2 separate regions of the Homo sapiens genome follow, and region 1 is linked to region 2. A link is an interaction called in ENCODE POLR2A ChIA-PET data of the cell type or tissue named here. Cell type or tissue: MCF 10A. All regions are shown on one strand.

Region 1 (2,500 bases), 76 kb before region 2:
GCTAGTGTCTTCACAGTAGCTTTGTTTTTCCTGTGCTGCAAAAGGACTGGCAGCCCTTCTCAAATGACCCTACTGCCAAAATGTGATTTTAGAAACACGTAATTATCATTTGTTTCTGCAGCAGCCTGCCTATAGGTGCTTCATCCGAAAAATTTATGACGATAGGGATGGAGTCCAGAGAGCTTTTAGGGAAATAATTTGTATTCATCCATGGCACCATTTTAAGTGTTTAAAGGCTTTCCATCCTTTGAAACTTTATTTCTACTTAGACCCATCCCATCCGGACCCAGCTTCAGCTGTGCTCCATTGACCTGAACCTGCTCTCTGTCTGTGTCTGGCAGGTACTGACCTAAGTGTGCCTTCACATGTTTAGCTGCTTCATTATTTGATCCACATGCATGGGGATATTGCATTGTATTCATGCTCCACCCTGAGGAACAGAAGCTGCAACAAGGTGCCACTGTCTCAAACACCACCTGCTTGCTGGGGGTCACCTTTAAGATGTGACAGTTTTAGTTTCACCATAAACGGAATAGAAATCAGTAGAAATATCTGTGGAAGCCAGTGTGAACTTTATGGTGCCTTTGAACCTCACAGGGTAAAGTTCTTATGGCACACTGCTCAGTAATATGATCTTCCTGTTGGCCTCAGGGATCTCAGAAAGGGAAATCCTCTATTTTCAGTGGCCCAGCTACACAAACAGTGCAAGGAGGCAAGTTCCATATGCAGAATCCAGACACCCACCAGGCCTGGCTGCCCTGGTTCCTGTTTCTTCCCCGTCACCACCACATTTCTATGCTGTCAGCAGGACTCAAAAGGCAAATTGATTTAGCTCATTACAATTAGGATGAATTAAAAGCAATATTTTTACTTCACTCAAAAAGTCAGCAGGTCACAAAATATATTGCTCTGCATATATAGTAGGTAATGCCTCACATATGATTTATTGGAGAATGAGCTAGTTCATTTCCAGGAATCTTCTAGATAAATGAAGTTCACCACTAATATGTTAGAACTTTTTTTAAAAGTTAACTTTTATTTTCCTAGTAGCCATTTAAAAATATATTAACCCCCCCTCCCTGCCTTCTCCCTTAATCATGGCATTTATTGCTCAGGTTATTCCAAAATTACTGCCGTAACATTAGCAATGAGAAGTTAATAGATTAAGAAATCATAAAAATTCACAATCAAGCTAATTGAAGTTTATTGTTTTGCTAAGGCCTTTGAGATTTTATACCAAACGATAAAAGCTAGATGACATTTATGTCTGCAAAATCCATTATTGAGAAATTGCTGTGTGTGTACATATACCATTCCTTCATCCTCTTATTCATCCCACACTCATTCGAGGCTCTTACAGGAAAATATGCACCTGGCTGAATTCCATCTCCTACATCCACCACACACCTAGGTCATCAATGCATTGTATATTGACCTGCATAATTGCTTCTTTTGTTCTTACTGAGAACTTCCTAACCCCTTCCCATGTCTAACCCAGGCCACAAAAACTTTTCAGGATGGTTAGAATTGTAAGGTAAAATTTTATTTTCTTGTCTTTTCTTTTTTAAGCAAAAGGTATAGAGATTACCTGAATTTGAAAAAAAATTAGAGAAGGGGTGGTGGTGGTGAGTACCAGGAACTCTATATTTATTGATTTCATGATTTATCCATAATCAAGTTTATTGTTATCTACAAAAATTTTGTGTGGTTTTAATTAAAGTGCCCTTGGAGTGACTGGCGTGTGCAGGAGAGTTTCCACTCTACCGTAGGTGATGCATAAGCTACTACTGGACTGGCAGCTCTGAACCAATGGTAGTCCATGGCTGGAGTCCTGTGTTGAGGGTTCTATCAGTGCATCTAGGCTTTTTAAATACAGCAGGGTCTTCTTAGCAATGCCTGCTTTGTGCACAGGATTGGGATTTGCAGTATACATGGCATGGATTTAACATGCTTATCTTACATGCAGCAGCTTCAACCACTAAGACTGTTCAGCTCATCTTCATCTTTGTACCTGTCCATTAACATCAAGTTTCAAGGTTGTCAACGCACCAAGATCTGTTAGGCATCTTACTTAGACTCTTTCCTCCTCCAAATTAATTGCTTCCAAATTTCTGCTGATGGAAAGTAAGATAAATCAACTGATTAAAATTGTATTTATAATAGATTGATTTCTAGACAGAGGAATGAAAATAAGATAAATATGAAACAAAACAGATAATAAATGTTAATTATAAAATCCTGGTGGAGTGTACACAAGTGTTCACTCTGCAATTTTTTCAGCTTTTATGTTAGAAATATTTTATGATAAGATTTTTGGAAGAATTGTGCTTATGGAAATCATTAATAATCAGTGATTGCGTACATAAGAGGATTGCCTAAAAATAAAAGCATGGACTTTCATGGAAATAATTTAAAACACTGTCATTGTTCCTCAGGTTCCATTTTTGTTCATTTCTACATTTCTACATTTTGTTTTCTGTTTAAAATAGTCAAGTAAATG
Region 2 (2,500 bases):
CACTCCAGCCTGGGCAAAAGAGTGAGACTCCATCTCAAAAAACAAAAAAAAAAAAAAAAGAAAGAAAGAAAGAGGGAAAGAAAGAAAGAAGGAAGGAAGGAAGGAAAGAAAGAAAGAAAGAAGAAAGAAAGAAAGAAAGAAAGAAAGAAAGAAAGAAAGAAAGAAAGAAAGAAAGAAAGAAGAAAGAAAGAAAGAGAAAGAGAGAGAGAGAAAGAAAGAAAGAAAGAAAGAAAGAAAGAAAGAAAGAAAGAAAGAAAGACCCATTATTTCTTCTGCCATAATTTTCAAAAGTTGCTTATGTCTTTAACTTCAACGAAAATAGATTCTAAAGAGAAAAAAAAGTACCAACGACTGCCTCATAAGCAGCCAACCTTGGTTTCATCCCCTGGATTTAAAGCTGCACCTTGACAGATTTCCAACCTTGTTCGGAACTTGAACCATGCCTGTTGCATTTGAAAATAGAACTCATGCAAATAAAGATTTAAATCTCACCAAAGTGGCCCTCTTCCCTTGAATTCTTATGTCTGCTAGATTGTACTTTTTCTATACAGGCAAAAATAGACAACATTTCCAAGGTGTGATGATCACAGCCCAAAAATGAAAATGTAGGAAACTAACTCAGTCCTACATTCTAGTAATAGCAACCATCCCCATCCTCTTCACTCTTTATTTTTGTCAGAGAATTTTTCAGGCTTTTAAAAATTACAGTAGATTTAAATTTTCTATTTTTATTTCCTTAATTATCTTTTTCTTCTTACGATTTAAAAATGTAGTTTTGTCAAAAAATGTTTAATTGAAACTTTTCGGAAAGCACACTTGTTACTGAAAAATTAATCAGCAAAATCAGTGAGCTAATTTTAATGATGATTACTATTTTAATGGGTGAATATTTTTAGCTCTATCTCAAATGCAAAAATGCTCTCTGACTTGGTGAGATTTAAAGTGAGTACAAACCGCGTTATGCCATATCTAACAAGCACAGATAGCACATTATCTTAATTCAAACTAGAAAGATCTTTATAGAATAGATGAAGATGCTGCAATATAGGTAATGAATAAATGATGCCAGAGGAGCTGAAATCCCTATAAGTGGGTAATGACACTGCCCCGGCCCTGGCTGTAGCCAGTTAACTGTTGGGCTGAGAACTGCAGTAATTTTACTTATCCCATTTTTCTTGTTTTATGAAGAAAAAAATATATCTGTCAATTTAGGTTAGAGCTGTAAACTACTGTATTATACCTGGTGGGATATGTTTATGACTCTCATTAATCAAAAATGAGTGCTGTGTGTCTACTATTTAGTTGGAGTGGAGAATGGAATTTTCCATAGCACACCATGTTATGAATTGCTATGACTCATAATATGTTCCCATAAATAAGCTCTCCATGAAATGTGTAATAGTTGCCATGTGGAATATCTGTACCGATAGTTTTTGACCTCAGTATCTGTTATGTGAACTACATTTTCTGTCTTTTGTTTTCACAGTTGAAGCATTAGATGAAACCATAATATTTACTGCTGCACATATGCTCACTGTCAGTATAATATATTTCAAAGCAGCCTCCTGCTATGATGGCGAGGGGAAGGGAGAAACCAGGAAGGGAAAGTGTCAAGGTTTATTCGGTGTGTCAGCTAAAAAGAGCAACAAGCAACTCACTTGTTTCTAGAATACCCTTGTGAGTGAGGTGAATTACACTGAAACTTGTTTTGAAATAAAGAAATTGCTGCTTGAGAAAGCAGCCTCATGGCACTGGGAACAAATATTAACAAATAATAATAATAGTCATGATGACAACCATGTCACTAACAGCCAGGTGGCTGTGCTTACCTGCTCCCAGGTGTCTTACTGCAGTGGTCATGCTGTCTCTTCTGGGCATGCACTACTGTCAAGGACAATGACCCCTGCAAGAGAAGGCATCTCTGTCTTCCCATTTAGCCCTTTTCCTCACCCAGAAAACTGTGGATAAATGAACAATTAGAACTTTTGACTTCAGTAGCAACTGGCTTGAAACTAAAAATATTTCTTATTTGGCGACTGGCATCCATCAAACTGTGGAAGACAAAGAGATGCATCCACTATTTACCTCTCTACCCCCAGCCCAGAGACAGGCCCTGGAATCAACCCAGTGGATCCCAGCCTTCCCTCCTGTCGCAAAAAGGAATAAAATTAAACTGGAAAGAATTATTTTCCTTTCTCTGAGAGATGATTTTTTTTTAGTGATGTCCCTAGTGAAAATGTTTACTTAACCTTTGATAATAAATGAAATAACCACCTTATCAGATAGATACCCAGTTCTATTTTTAGAGTGAAGATTTTAAATATTCAAAAGCATCTAACCATTTGCAGAAAATACCATATGGCCACTGCTCTGAGGGGTTCTTTTTACATGCCTAGGATCACACCGTCGTACCCACTAGATGTTATGTATACCACACACCAACACACTCACATTCACCTGCATGGACCTCCTTTCCCACCACTTGAAAGATAAAGCTTAC

What was found. Peaks named below come from ENCODE experiments on the same cell type or tissue, not always from the same donor. Only the 100,000 strongest peaks of a DNase experiment are listed, where the experiment ranks them.
Region 1: POLR2A ChIA-PET joins it to region 2 with 5 read pairs; 4 of 35 experiments call an interaction of 5 or more read pairs at or near these places.

What each region holds. Positions count from the first base shown.
Region 1 is chr10:4,335,978-4,338,477 of GRCh38, reverse strand. LOC105376370 (a long non-coding RNA gene) reads right to left here. Exons shown (of 3, transcript XR_930589.3): 3 at 1,663-2,114. Among named protein-coding and RNA genes, the nearest start is that of LINC00703, 47 kb to the left of the region's middle. In MCF 10A, no CTCF peak of the experiment used is centred here; no DNase peak of the experiment used is centred here.
Region 2 is chr10:4,259,558-4,262,057 of GRCh38, reverse strand. No RefSeq gene overlaps it. Among named protein-coding and RNA genes, the nearest start is that of LINC00702, 17 kb to the right of the region's middle. In MCF 10A, no CTCF peak of the experiment used is centred here; a DNase peak (open chromatin) is centred at 1,367.